Regions from separate parts of the Homo sapiens genome. Here region 2 is linked to region 1. Evidence: read pairs that join two places in POLR2A ChIA-PET (ENCODE). Cell type or tissue: GM12878. All regions are shown on one strand.

The links. Peaks named below come from ENCODE experiments on the same cell type or tissue, not always from the same donor. Only the 100,000 strongest peaks of a DNase experiment are listed, where the experiment ranks them.
Region 2: POLR2A ChIA-PET joins it to region 1 with 11 read pairs; 2 of 35 experiments call an interaction of 5 or more read pairs at or near these places.

The regions. Positions count from the first base shown.
Region 1 is chr2:42,216,862-42,224,861 of GRCh38, reverse strand. The region is part of intron 1 of EML4 (EMAP like 4); the gene reads right to left. Among named protein-coding and RNA genes, the nearest start is that of EML4-AS1, 51 kb to the right of the region's middle. In GM12878, no CTCF peak of the experiment used is centred here; no DNase peak of the experiment used is centred here; H3K27ac peaks cover 449 bases.
Region 2 is chr2:42,747,625-42,755,624 of GRCh38, reverse strand. MTA3 (metastasis associated 1 family member 3) reads right to left here. Exons shown (of 17, transcript NM_001330442.2): 17 at 1-2,251. The coding sequence ends at 2,226. Among named protein-coding and RNA genes, the nearest start is that of OXER1, 13 kb to the left of the region's middle. In GM12878, no CTCF peak of the experiment used is centred here; DNase peaks (open chromatin) are centred at 1,324 and 3,154; H3K27ac peaks cover 2,108 bases.

The DNA.
Region 1 (8,000 bases):
GGTTGCACAACACTGTGAATGTGCTTAATAACACTGAACTATAAAGTTAAAATTGATTAAAATGATAAATTTTATGTGTATTTTATAACAATAAAAAATCATAATGAGATGCCACTTCACACCATCAGGATGGCTATAATCAAAATGACAAAGTGTTGGTGAGGATAAGGGGAAATTGAAACCCTCATATACTGCTAGTGGGAATGTAAACAGTACAGCCACTTTGGAAAACAATCTGGCAGTTCTTCAAAAGGTTAAACAGAGGCACCATATAATCCAGCAACGCCACTCCTAAAGTATACACCTAAGAGAAATAAAGACAGATGACCACATAAAAACTTGCCCATGACTGTTTATAGCAGCATTGTTCATAAGAGCCAAAAAGTAGAAATAACCCAAATGTCCATCAAATGTTGAACAGTTATGTGCTCACACGGTTATACCCATGTGACAGAATATTACTCCAATAAAAAAGAACGAAACAGTGATACATGCTGCAACATGGATGAAATCTTGAAAACATACTTAGTGAAAGAAGCCAGTGACAAAAGACTACATACTGTATGATTCAATTTACATAATGTCCTGAACAGGCAAACCTGTAAGATAAAGTAGATTAGCAGCTGCCTAAAAACTATAGGGATTGGGAGAAACAGGAAGTGACTGCTAAAGGATACAGGATTTCTTCTTATTGTGGTAAAAATATTCTAAAATGGATTGTGCACAACTCTGTGAATATATTAAAAACCACTGAAGTACATGTTTTAAATGGGTGATTCATATGGCATGTGAATTATATCTCAAAACAGCTGTTACAAAAACAACAAAAAAACCCTCATTCAATAAGCAAGAAAAACTTTCATAATTTAAACGGTAAATTCCCTCAGAAGGTATAAATAGAATTTAAATTTTCCCAAGGGTAAAGGAAGGAGAACCCGTAGTGGTATTATTAGTATGTGAAAAGGCCAGAATAATCACCTACATGAGGGCACAAATGAAGGGGTAAAAAGAGTCTGGAGTGATAAGGGCAACTTCAACTTTTTCATAATATAGCCTAGAGCCAGCATTTCTTAAGAGACTATTATGCATATTTATTCAAATTGTCCAAAGATTAGTGAAAATGTAATGGTCTTTGTAAACAAAGATGTTTCTTACAGTATCTAGATGTGTTTTCATGGGGATGTTTTCAATATACATTAGAGATCTGGGCTAAGCAGAGCAAACTTTCTCACATTGTACTCTTGTCATGGGGAAAGACTAAAAAATGGTTACTTCCTTGTAAGCAAGGAGAAGAAAGATGACCTGCTACAGTAAAATTTGTAATTTCTAACTACTGACATTTAAGAGCTCTTAAAAAACAGAAAACAAACAAAACAGAGATAATCGTTAAACTTCAGCTACTTCAAAGCATGTCTTTACAGGTTCAAATGATTTAGCTTCATTACTTGACAGGGTCTTGCAAATAAAAATAATTTTTACTGATCTTATGAGCAAACAAAAAAATGATAGCAAATAATGGCTAGGAAGTTAGGACATTTGTAGTGGTGCATTTGTGAACTGCTACAAATCTCAGTTCTGAACAGTAATCTTTACGTAATCACTACAAAAATGAAAAATACACATGCTTTGACACAACAATGTATGTAGCAGGGAGAGAGGGAACTATAAACCTATCAGACCTATCAAAATGGGATCAAGTGAATGAAATATGTTATCTAAATATGGAATCTGTGCAGCTATTAAAAATACATTATATTGGCCAGGCACGGTGGCTCACGTCTGTAATCCCAGCACTTTGGGAGGCCGAAGGGGTGGAGGGCGGATCACGAGGTCAGGAGATCGAGACCATCCTGACTAATACAGTGACACCCCATCTCTACTAAAAAGACAAAAAAATTAACCGGGTGTGGTGGCAGATGCCTGCAGTCCCAGCTACTTGGGAGGCTGAGGCAGGAGAATGGCGTGAACCCGGGAGGCGGAGCTTGCAGTGAGCCGAGATTGCACCATTGCACTCCAGCCTAGGCGACAAAGCGAGACTCCATCTCAAAAACAAAACAAAACAAAACAAAACAAACAAAAGAACCGTTATATTTCTATATATCAATGTGGAGGGCTATGCATGATCAATGGATATATATTTTAAGTTAGTTTCCAGTAAGCAAAAGATAATGCATATTCACTGTTTACACAGTACAGTTTATGTCCTGTTTTTGAAAAAGCAAACAAGAAAGCAGGTGTACATGAAGAACAGGGGTTGGCAAACTTTTTCTGTTAAGGACCAGACAGTAAACATTTTAGGCTTTGTAGGACAAAAGGTCTTTGTCCCAATTACTGGACTCTGCTGTGGCAGCACAAAAGCAACTACAGATATTAACTATACAAATGTGTATGGCTATGTTCCAGTAAAGCTTTATTTATGGACACTGAAATTAGAATTCATATAACTTTAATGAGTCATGAAATATTCTTTTGATTTTTTCCAACCATTTAAAAATATAAAAACCATTTTTGGCTCACAGGATACAAAACAGTGAATTTTGCCATAAAGTGCTAAAGTTTGTCAACCCGATATGGAAAGACACAAATTAAACTGTTAACAGGGGTTATCTTGCAAAAAATTTGTTAAAATAAGCAAATATGCCATTTGATTTTAAAATATATAAAATAATTTTAAAAACTATCTCCTCTCAAATGAAAATGTAATTTTTATTAATAGGGCTGAGAAATTATCTTCTCCATAATCAGAAATCACTGGTGTGTTAATTAACATGACTCAACTTCTCCATGGCTACAGAGAGAGAAGACTAAGGAGAGAAGAAGACAACTTTAGGCCAGGTGCAGAGGCTCACACCTGTAATCCCAGCACGTTGGGACCAGGCAGGCAAATCGCTTGAGCCCAGGAGTTCGAGACCACCCTGGGCAACATGATGAAACACTGTCTCTACAAAAAATTTATTAGGCTTGGAGTGGTGGCTCATGCCTGTAATCCCAGCACTTTGGGAGGCTGAGGTGGGTGGATCACCTGAGGTCAGGAGTTCGAGACCAGCCTGGCCAACACGACGAAACCTTGTCTCTACCAAAAATACAAAAACTAGCTGGGTGTGGTAGTGGGCACCTATAATCCCAGCTACCGAGGAGGCTGAGGCAGGAGAATCCCTTGAACCCAGGAGGCGGAGGCTGTGATGAGCCGAGATCACGCCACTGCATTCCAGCTTGGGCAACAAGAGTGAAACTCCATCTAAAACAAAACAAAACAAAACAAAACCCAAAAAAACACCACAAAAATTAGTCAGGCATGGTTGGGTGTGCTTACAGTCCCAGCTACTCAGGAGGCTCAGGTGGGAGGATTGCTTGGGCCCGGGACATTGAGGCTGCAGTGAGCCATGATAGCACTACTGCGCTCTAGCCTGGGTGACAAAGCAAGGTCCTGTCTCAAAAAAAAAAAAAAAAAAAAAAAAGTAAACCATGTTGTAAACAATGTGCTGTCATCTAAGCTTTGTTGTTCCATTTCTAGAGCATACACATGCGCAGGGTAGAATAATCCCAAGGCCCTAGGATTTTCAGAATGGTCAATGAGCACTGGCTTCAACTTAAAGTCATCAGCTACAATACCCCCTCAACAGTCAGCTTGTCCTTTGAAGCCAGGCATTGGCTTCTCTTCTCTAGCTATGAAAGTACTGGGTAACATCTTTTTCTAATATAAGACAGTGTTGTCTACACTGATAATCTGTTGTTTAGTGCAGCCACCTTCATCAATGATCTTAGCTAAATCTTCTAGATAACCTGCTGCAGCTTCCACTTCAGAACCTGCTGCTTCACCTTGCACTTTTATGTATGGAGATGGCTTCTTTCCTTAAACCTCATGAACTAATCTCTGCTAGCTTCAAACTTCTGCAGCTTCCTCACGTCTCTCAGCTTTCATAGAAATGAAGAGAGTTAGAGCCTTGCTCTGGATTAGGCTTTGGCTTAAGGGAATGTTGTGTCTGGTCTGACTTTATATTCAGAACATGCAAACATTCTCCGTATCTGCAATAAGGCTGTTTAACTTTATCATTCATATGTTCACTGGAGTAGCACTCTTCAGAAACTTTTTCTCTGCATTCACAACTGGCTGTCTGGTATGAGAAGCCTAGCTTTCAGCCTATCTCAGCTTTTGACATGCCTTCTTCATCTAAGCTTCATCATTTCTAGCTTTTGATTTAAAGTGAGAAACGTGCACTCTTCCTTTCACTTGAACACTTAAGAACCATTGTAGGATTATTAACTGGCCTCATTTCAATATTGTTATCTCAGGGAATAGGGAGGCCTGAGGAGAGGGAGAGAGACAGAGGAACAGCCAGTGTGTGGAGCAGTCAGAACACACAACATTTATTAAGTAGGCTATCTTAAATGGGTGTCACTCATGGCACTCCAAAACAATTACAACAGTAACATCAAAGGTAATGGATCACAGGTCACCGTAAGAGATATAATAATAGTGAAAAAGTTTGAAATACTGTGAGAACTAGCAAAACGTGACACAGATGAAGTGGGTACACATGCTGTTGGAAAAACGGGGCCAATACACTTGCTCAATGCAGGGTTGCCAAAAACCTTCAATTTGTAAAAAAAAAAAAAAAAAAAAATACAGTATCTGCAAAGTGCAAGAGTATGAAGCACAATAAAACAAAGTATGCCTGAATTTGATATGGATAACTGGTATTTTTTCAATTATGTGTTATACACGTATTATAGATAAGTAAAACAATTTTTTGAGAATTTTGCTGTTTCCAATGATCTATGACATACACTATGAGTGAAAATAATGTGCAGCAACAAAATAAATCTTCAAGACATACTCCCCTACCCAAACTGCCACCCCTTAAGCCCTTCCTATACAGAAATTTTCAAAGCAGCTATTCCTGGCAAAAAAGAGTTTTCCTTTTTTTTTTTTTTTTAGATGGAGTCTCCTTCTGTCGCCCAGGCTGCACTGCAGTAGCACGATCTTGGCTCACTGCAACCCCCACCTCCCAGGTTCAAGTGATTCTCCTGCCTCAGCCTCCCAAGTAGCTGGGATTACAGACATGCGCCCCTTACGCCCGGCTAATAATTTTTTTTTGTATTTTTAGTAGAGATGGGGCTTCACCATGTTGGCCAGGCTGGTCTTGAAGTCCTGATGTCAAGTAATCTGCCCACCTCGGCCTCCCAAAATCCTGGGATTACAGGCGTGAGCCACTGCACCCAGCCAGAAAGGGGTTTTCAATGCATTGTCCTGCACCAAAACCAAAACAAAACCACATACATAAACTTTTTGATTTTTTAAAATTTTGTTAAATGCAAAATGTCATTTTCTAATCTATGAAAATCTAAAAGAAAAATTAAATGTAGAAACTAAAGCAAGCTTAAGATTTACAGAACTTCAGGTAGACCTTTTCAAAGACATCTACAGTCATCCCTCAGACATGCAGGAGGGTGGTTACAGGACTCCTACATATACCAAGTCCGGGCATACTCAAGTCCCATAGTCAGCCCTGCACAATCCACATATACAAAAACTGAGGCCTCTGTATACACAGGTTTGGCATCCCTGGAATACTGTATTTTTCAATCCACGTTTGGTTGAAAAAATCCACATATCAGTGGACCTGCCCAGTTCAAACTGGTGTTGTTCAAGGGTCAACTGTATTTCCTTATGAAGGGGGCTCTTCCTTATTTGATGCCGTTTCTGCTACAATTAATCAATTAAAGGTCTACAACTAAACTTTCTATGTTCACTGTGGGTTCTTCATGGCCAAGAGTCATTGGTGTGTAAATGATGTCACTGATGAAACAAGCAAATGTGTTTCAGTTAAATTTTGGAGTAAACGCATAACAAGCATTAGTTAACTGCATTATACCTTACATTAAAAGTTTTTACTAAGTCAAGTGCTGCAGTGCATGTTTGTATTCCTAGCTGCTTGCGAGGCTGAGATGGGAAGATTGCTTGAGCCCAGGAGTTCACGTCTAGGCTGGACAACACAGCAAGACCCCCTCTCTTTAAAATTAAAAAAAGAAATTTCACTGATTTTGAAAAGAAGCCACTACCATACTACTGGTTAAAATCCAAAATTCAAATATTCTTGTGGTCAAAGTAAAGCATCTTCAGTACTTAAAGGAGGACTCTTGTACTTTAGTATGGAATTGTATTGTGCTGTATGGATAGGAACCGAGTAGGAAAGGCTGACACTGAACTAACTATGATAGGGCAAATTTAATTCTCCTTTCCTCCACTACTGTATTCTCTTCAGACAGGCTCAGGAAGATCCATATACATGAGAGATCCAAGTAGTAATTCTCAAGTACAGAATATCTGGAATACTCTAGGGCAGCAGTCTACAACTTTTTGATACCAGGGACAGGTTTCGTGGAAGGCAATGTTTCCACAGACTAGGGGCAGCGGGGGAGGGCTGGGATCATTCAAACACATTACACTTATTATGCACTTTATATTATTATTACATTGTAATATATAATAAAATAATTATATGGCTCACTATAATGTAGAATCAGTGGGAGCCCTGAGCTTGTTTTCCTGCAACTAGATGGTCCCATCTGGAAGTGATGGAAAACAGTGACAGATCAGGCATTAGATTCTCATAAGGAGTGAGCAACCGAGATCCCTTGCATGCACAGTTCCCAACAGGGTTTGCATTCCTATGAAAATCTAATGCCACTGATCTGACAGAAGGCAAAGCGTAGGTGGTAATGAGAGTGATGAGGAGCGGCTGCAAATACAGATGAAGCTTTGCTCACTCACCCACTGCTCACCTCCTGCTGTGTGACCCAGTTCCTACCAGTCTGTGGCCCGGAGGGTTGGGGACCCCTGTTCTACAGCCCACTTCATTACAGACTACACAAACTTCTAGGATCACCCCATATCTGACTGAGACCCATAAATTAATCACAGGATCAATCCAGTACCCTACGGATGTTCCAAAAGTGAGATGATCAGCACCCAGATCAAATTCCCCATGTCTTCTACATATTTAGAAGTAAATCTACATATTTAAAAGGAGATCAAATTCAGACCATTTTTGCTAGTGAGTTTGGTTATAATATTGGTTGACAGATCTGATATTTGGACATATCCTCTAAAAACTACAGTTCAGCAATCAAGCAATGTAGTTCAAATTACCTAACTACTCATTAAGACAACGAATATGTGGACACACAAACATGACCAAATGTAGTCCAGAAGCATATTTTAAGAATCCTCAGAAAGCATCTTTTTCATGGGTACAGTATTCCACAAAGAAAACTCTACGTTTAAGTCTGCATTATGTAAATAACATAATTCAAACACAGCAAAGCCTAAAAGACAAATATTAGGTTTCAAGTATCTGAAGTTACTAAATGAAAAACAGTAACCATCTGTTTCCACAGAGGGCCAAACAAGAAATGTACTGAATCTATAACATGAAGAATGTGGGTTATATAAGAATTTTTTTTACAGTAAAGGTTAATTCTGAGAAGAACGAATCTTGACAATCAAGAATTGCTTTCTCTGAAAAAAAAACTTAGAGACTCAACTGCCTTGATGGGTTAAGTATAATCCTGTTCAGTACAGGAGGACTGTATCCCTAAGATTACAATTTGTTTGTCTAGAGTTCAAAAAGAAGTTCCACTACAAAAACAAATAAAATTCATAGTAAATATACATATGTCATAGCTCTTGAGCTTGACACCAAAGGTTTCTAATATGCTTAAATCTGCAGGTAAACTTTAAATAAAAAATTTACTCAGTCCAACTATGAGAATATTGACTGTCAGAATATTGGTTAAAAAAATGAAAATTTACTTAACAAAAATGTTTTATTACAGTTGAAAACTGTATATTTTTTTTCTAACTTCCTTGTCTGTTGCTTTTGCAGTTTCAAAATCAACCAGGAACCAAGTAGATCTTTATTCCTTCCAACTACTTTGTTTCTCTGCCATTTCATCACTTTCAACTCTTACTTAAGGGTGTGAGTCAGAGGGGTAGG
Region 2 (8,000 bases), 530 kb before region 1:
TTCTGTCAGAACGAGGGGGCAGTTTCCAGAGACAAAGGGAGAGCGTGAAGTCTCAGTCAACATCACCCTCCTAGGATGACTGGACTACAGAACCACGAGCTTTACTTACAAGAGGAAGGAAAAGCCTGCTTGGCACACGTGGCTCGAACAAGCTGCGCTTTTCCCAAAGCCAAATGTCAACTGGGTAGATAGGAGGGGCCTCCCTTCTCCTGCTTCAGACCTGGCCTGACTCCTGTCTCCAAATCTCTTGGGCCTGGGTGAGAGGGCCTCTCCCAAAAGGCAGAGAAAATGAAGCTGGCAGCTGAGTCACGGGCAGCTAATTGTTTCCAGAATCTGCAGTCACCACTTAGTAGGGGTTCAGAGAGAAAGTGAAAGGGTGAGGGAATCATTTCCCCTTCTGGGTCCAAGTACGACAATAAATCCAGAGCAGGGTACAGACAGACAGCTTTCCTGTGTCTTTTTCTTTAGGGAAGAAACATCCACGTGATGCGGCACCTCCTCCCAGGTCTTTGCTGAAGGGACCCCTCAGTGGGAACCCTGAGGAGAACCCCTGCCTGCCACCTCCACCCCTCTCACCAAATGCTTCTGACACAGGCCCCACCCTCAGCGCCCCAAGCCAAGACCCAGCACAGCTCCAAGAGTGGGTGGTGGTGGAGACATCCCATGCTCGCCCTTGCAGAAGCCTAAGATGAGAACCAACTCCTCCTCAGAAAAGAAGCTGAGATGTCTGCAAAACCGCCCTCCACCTCACACAGCACGCTCTCTCTGCCAAGCGGAGCTCAGCCTCCGAGGACACAGACATCTACAGCATCATTATCCTTACCAAGTTACCTCGTGCTTCCCAGGGTGTCAATTCAATTGTAGCCACTCTGTCTTGCAACAGCTTGGCTATTTGGGCCTCTCGTATCTGCCATCCAGCTGCCTCCTAGTAACCCCAGAGATGGCTGGGAGATCAGACTCCAGTTGTCTTTCTTGGGACTGTGACCCTGTGCCTGCAAACAGAGGGCAGGGGAGTTGCCAGCCTCACATCTGCTCAGGGAGCTCATCGGGCGCTGAGCTATTCCTATCCTTGCAGCTGCCAGCACAAGTAGCACAGCTACTCAGCACAGCTGAGTGGCCAACTGTGATGCCACCAAGGGCTCGTGCCGAGGGCAGGTGGGAAACACGAAGAGCCCAAGCCAAAGGAGCAGGCAGGTCCCCCGGGGCCTAGGTCACATGTGCTCACAAGATGTTGGGCTGGAGGGGTGGGGGTCATGGGGTTGGCCACACAGACTCATACCCACAAACACAGTTCTCTCACTCCACACCTCTAGGCCAAACAGAGTCTGTCTGCTTAAAATGAAACTAGGTCATTTGTGACCTGCTGTAGGACCCACCTGGCAGCAGTTCTTCATCAGCTGGTTTGGCTGCAAGGGAACAGGGCAGTAAGCAAACGGCTTGTCACAGTGATACACACGCTTGGCACTTTTAACAACTGCTCTTGCTGGAGCTGTCTGTGACCAAGCAGAGCCGGGCAGAACACCAGTTTCTCTCCAACCACAAAACACAGATGATGAGTTTACAGGCTTATCTTTTGTCAGAACCTCGGTAATTCTGTTCCTTGGAGGAGTAGGAGGGAGGGTCACATATAGGAATGCAGAGGGTAAACAGCAAATTCCCCCATTTCAAAAAAACAAGGATGAAGCCTATCGAGAAAAAGCTGAGTGACGGTAACAGCAAGGACAGGGAAATACCTTGAACCTCATAAACACTGGCGCATTTCTTAAGAAAAATCCATTCAGAAAGATGCCATGGCCCTCCTGTACATATTTAGTAACTATACAGCATAAGACCGAGCTGAGCGGACACATGCAGGGTGGCAGCGGCTCTGAGCTTGCAGCAGCCCCACTGCCAAGTGGCCGCTGTTGCTGGGTGGGGCGCAGGGCGCTGCAGAAGGGAGGAGGTGGAGGGGTTCCCTCAGCCCCTCAATTCTCAGCAGGTCTCGCTCCGTAACAGCGAGGTCTCTGACAAGAAAGCGAGGTGCTGCTGATCCACACGTGGAGACACAGGATTTGGAACGTGCACTCCCACAGTTCCTTCCCCGCCCCATTGCGTCTCCATGGATGCACGCAGAGGTCTCCCACTGAAATGTACTGGGAGTGGGGCTGCCTTCTTCCCAGGCACGGCTGTGAACATCAGCAGGACAGTGCAGCAAGTCTTGGATTGTAGAATGAATCAGGGAAAGCTCAGTCTGACACACAGCACGTGAGTTCTAGAAAAGGGAAGTAACAGTGTGAAGGTTAAACAAGTCCCGATGGTGGAGGCAAGATGAAAGGGAGGATGGACTCACCCCTCCCAACATCACAACCTTCAGGGAAAGGAGGCTCAGCAGTAGGTCAAAGAAAATCTCATGACTAGGCCAGGTGTGGTGGCTCATGCCCATAATCCCAGCACTTTGAGAGGCCAAGGCCGGTGGATGGCTTGAGGCCAGAAGTTCAAGACAGTCTGGACGACATAGCATCACTCTGTCTCTACCAAAATAAAAATAAAAAGTTAGCCAGGTGTGGTGGTGCATGCCTGTAGTCCCAGCTACTTCAGGAGGCTGAGGGGGGAGGACTGCTTGAGCTCACAAAGCCAAGGCTGCAGTGAGCTGTGGTCGCACCACGGCACTCCAGCCCAGGCGACAGAGCAAGACCCTGTCTGAAAAAAAAAAAAAGGGCTCACAATGTAGTTTAACACTGGATCAAAGGGAAAGTTTAATTAGGGCCAATAAAATATATAATTGATACTGAAGGACGGAAAGATCTTAAAAGCTGGGTTTTGAATAGGCGGGTTTAGTGGTCACTGGAGAGGTGCTACAGTACACCAGGCAAGAGAAGAGACTCATGGAACTTTTCTGACGGATACTAAGGAATAGGGAACACAGTTGGCTGGGAGGAGGCACGATCTCATCTGAGCTCATCATAATTAATCATAATGATGTGGGCACCCAGAGGCTATGAACACATTTCTTGTAGGAGGGGAGTGAACTTCACTCTCCCACAGTGTCAGGAACTATTCCTATGCCCCTCACTCCCACCCCCTCCACTTCCCCAAAAACCTTCAACTCTGACCATCTGGAGACTACAGCAGAGACAAGTAAATGAAAAAGCAGAAGTGGCCTGCAAACCACATCACCACCGTGTTGTATTAGAAAGTTGTGAAAGCTTTTTACTTAGTTATTAGGAAAGTGGCTAGGAGGGAAGTGGGGTTGTTTGCTGAGAAGGGATAAGATGCTCAGATATTCTCTGCCCCAGGCACATCACCCTGCTGCCAGGAAAGGACCCAGCAATGCTCACCTTCACAGCCTCAGAGCATGCCAAGGAAGGGCTGCAGGATGGAGCAGAGCTGTGTCTTCACTTCATGAGCTTTTCTAGGATAGGGAAGATACCTGTACCCAGCTTGGTATTTGATATGAGCTCAGCAAGTATGTGTTAAATAAAGGCCCAGATAAATTCAGTTTAGGAATCATGCTAACCTTGCTTTATTGAACATACTGTAGGTTATGTAACTACCTTATTTAACCTTCAGCAGAATCTTGGGAGTGTCAGAAAGGTTAAGAACTTGCTCAAGGTCACAGTAAGTAAGCTGAGGAGTCAAGATTTGAATGTAGACCTTAATTTGTGTCAAGTTTTTCCTACTACACCAAGCTGCTCATTCTCCATCCAGCCCAGTGTTCTGCTAACAGCCCAGTAAGAGCATCCTGACCTCCTCAGTGTCTAAATGGAAGGTTATGTAAGTGTCAGCGTCTCCTAGGAGCCACTCTCTCTTTTTGTATTTAGTGGAGCAGGAGCTCTGTCATTCATCTGTCTAAACCCTTATGGAATTAAACCACCTATCAAAAGAGCTGCTTTTAATAGTTTCCCAAGTTTCTAGCCTGCCATGGTAAATTGTGCTTTTATTTGTGCCAAACTTGCCTGCTGCGGTTTCAGAAACAACCCTCTCCTCCTAGCATCTCAGGTTCTGGTGCCCAGGCTCCACTCTGCCTTCTCCACCCTGGCCACGGTTTTCAATTGAGACAGGCCACCTCTCTGTATTCTGGGCTGAAGAATCCCAGTACTTACCACCTGCCCTTACAAGGTTATCACTTCACTCTCCTCTGCTCAGAGCTTCCCCAGATCCTCTGCATTTCCTTGGAGCAGGAACAAGAGCCAGATACAGAGACTCAGCACAGTAGCACAGGCAGAGAGCCCCAGGAAAATGTCTACATCAATTCTCAGTCTCCTTCCTAGACCATGATGTAGCCCAAATCATTTCTCTTTTTGTTTATTTATTCTCAAATGTATTAACCTATATTTGCCACTTTGGTACGTACTCGCCCTGACTGACAGGCACTTATTTTTTTGTTTGTTTGTTTTTTGCAAAATTTTCCCTAATGGTTTGACTACTCAGAAGTACTTGAAGTCCATGGACTTGGAGATTCTGCACTTAAATCAACCAATCCAATGAAAGCAATCCAGCCAGCTAGCTGGTGGCTTCTGAGTTAGTTTCCTTTCCTTCTGAAAATCAGAGAAGAAACCACAGAATTTTAGAAGCTGGAAAGCAGATAAATGAGTGATAACAGACTATGCACTCAAGACAGACAGACTTGAAGGTTCAGTGTGGAAAGCTGAGTACCCAATTTGTCTAGAGAACCCCAAAGGCTCATGAAATGACACCAGGTACCTCTGGAAGTAGGGGAGGGGACTGAAGCAAGGAAGAGGAGTTAAAGGCTCTTTGAGAAGCAGCTGGATCCCAAGAAGCTCTCCCAACTCCATACCACCAGGCAACTGTCTACGTCCCACCAGTCGAGATATTTATTCTCTGACGAGGACAAAACCGTTTCAGGCCTAGGGGACACGAGGCACCATGCACAGCTAAGGACAAGGCTACAATTATAACAGAGAGAGATCAAGTGAACCTATGTCTACTGAATGGTGAGCCCCCAGCCTTCTTCCCATGAAGCTCTCAGAATGCAGGTAACAAACATTTATCCTCTGGGGAACAGATAGGAAGAAACTTCTCTGGGGAATCTGACAAGCCCATGAGAAAATATCGAAAGAAACTGGCATTTATCGTCCAAACACCAGGCCAACCTGATCACCCTACAGTGAACTGCACTACAGGTTCTGCCAAGAACAAGCACAGAGCTTTCACTCTGATTTTTAGTCTCCTACTTTTAAACATTGTTTGACAACAAAGGTCACCAGGGAAAAAAAAAACAAAGACCCTCTAACAGCAGGTGTTAGAGACCAAATAACACATAATCAACAGAAGAGTACAAATTGGAAGAAACAGAGAGAAGAAACAGAGAAGAATACTTAAACAACAAAAAACATGGCCAGGCGTGGTGGCTCACACCTGTAATTCCAGCACTTTGGGAGGCAAAGGCAGGTGGATCACAAGTTCAAGAGATCAAGACCAGCCTGGCCAACAGAGTGAAACCCCGTCTCTACTAAAAATACAAAAATTAGCCAGGTGTTATGGGGCGCACCTGTATCCCAGCTACTCAGGAGGCTGAGGCAGGAGAATCGCTTGAACCCAGGAGGCGGAGGTTGCAGTGAGCCGAGATTGTGCCACTGCACTCCAGCCTGGCGACAGAGTGAGACTCCGTCTCAAAAAAATAAATAAATAAAATAAAAATAAAAAGCCACTATCATTAATATCCTCAGGGAAGAAAAAATACAGTATCTATGAAACATACATAGTATGTTGTTTTTTCTTAACTGAGAGAAACAGGAGGGGAAGCACATAGAAGGACTGAGGAGCTCTGCTTCCTATCGTGGTAGGCTAATTTGACTAACCCTCCAGCCAGTAACAGTGATAAACTCTGGACGAAATATAAAGAACAACTGTTTGAGGCCAGGTGTGGTGACTCACGCCTGTAATCCCAGCACTTTGGGAGGCTGAGGTGGGAGGATCACTTGAGGTCAGGAGTTCAAGACCAGCCTGGCCAACACGACAAAACCCTGTCTCTCCTAAAACTACAAAAATTAGCCAGGCATGGTGGTGGCCACCCGAAATTCCAGCTACTTGGGAGGCTGAGGCAGGAGAACTGCTTGAACCCAGGAGGCGGAGGTTGCAGTGAGCCGAGATCATGCCACTGCACTCCAGCACGGGTGACAGAGCAAGACTCTGTCTCAAAAATACAATAAAATAATTTTTTTAAAAAAGAACAACTGTTTGAAAGTACTAGAGAGCAACCAAAATCAGGTAAAAATTGGAGGGGTTATGAACCTAGAAAAAAGAGAGACAAAGTAAGAAAAAGTGAGACAAAGTGAGAGCCACTCTTAAGTGTCTTTCCCCATGAGCACATTCATGCAGTATGAGATGAATATAGCTCAGGCAGAAAGCTACAGTCTACTAGGCTGAGGAACCAGAGGTCAGAGCTTGAGGCAGCCAATGCAGCTGGAAACTGAGGGAGGAGATCCTGCAGAGGAAGGAGACACAGAAGGGGGAGCCCTCAAATCTACATACAAACTCCCCTCACATTACTTGCTTATTTCTGAACTATGCAAGTACAGGGTGAGATTCCCAGGAGCCCGATGGAAAACATCAGCTAGAAGGCTCAAGGAGCCGAGCAGTGACTTCAAGAGCTGTCCAGTGCTGAGAAGACAGAATTTGGAGTTCAAGTTCTGTGAAGTTAAAGGGGCCTGGTAAACAACTTGGTCTTTCCATTGAAATCCCATCGGACTAAGGGCAAAATTGAAATATGTGAGGCTTAATAAAGCTTCAAACCAAGCCTCCACAGAATCGAAGTGATCCACCAATGTAACTCCTTGCTAGAACAAAACTTACCACTCTGCAAAGGAAAATAACAGAATCCTGAGTCTTTATAACTCATCATTCACACTGACCCAGTATGCATTTAAATATGATTGGACTGGCTGGGCGCAGTGAGAAACAAGAAAATGCAACCCGTAATCAAAAGAAAAAACAGTCCCTAGATTAATGGATAATTCAGATGTTAGAATTAGCAGGTATGGACTTAAAATATTTACTATAAATACGCTAAAGAATCTATAGAAAAAGACGAATATAATGGGTGACAAGGTGGGCAATTTTAGAAGTATAACTAATTGGAAATCTGAAAACTGAAAAATACAAAATCTAAAATGAAAAATGTGTTGGATGGGACTAATAGTAGATTTGATACTGTAGAAGAAATAATCAGCGAACTTGATGATAGAACTCTAAAAATCATCCAAAATGACAAATAGAGTACACACTGTATGACTCCATTTATATATAATTCTAGAAAATAGGCCGGGCACAGTGGCTCACGCCTGTAATCCCAACACTTTGGGAGGCTGAGGCAGGCGGATCATGAGGTCAGGAGATGGAAACCATCCTGGCCAACACGGTGAAACCCCGTCTCTACTAAAACACACACACACACACACACACACACACACACACACACACAAACACATTAGCTGGATGTGATGGCACATGCCTGTAGTCCCAGCTACTCAGGAGGCTGAGGCAGGGGAATCGCTTGAACCCAGGAGGCAGAGGTTGCAGAGAGCTGAGATCGCGCCACTGCACTCCCACCTGGCGACAGAGGGAGACTCCCTTTCAAAAAAAACAAAAAACTAATTCTAGAAAATATAAATGAATCTATAGTGGCAAAAAACAAATCAGTGGTCACCTGGGGGTGAGGTGGGGGAGATGGGGAGGGCAGGTGGGAGGATTATAATGGGGTGCAAGAAAACTGTTGGGGGTGATGATTAAGTTTATTATTTTGATTGTGGTGATGGTTTCCTGGTGTACATATTTCAAAACTTATTAAATTGTATATTTTAATAATATATAGTTTACCAAATGACAATGATATCTTAATAAAGCTATTAAAAATAGTAATGAAAAATGTCTTTATAGGTGTGATATAAACAAGCTCTGTGGGAGTTACATAATAACTGGTTATATTGGTCAAAGAGAGAGATTCTGTTTTCTGAGGCCTGCTCTTGAGGCTTTAAGTGCCCCAACAGTGTAACAAGCAC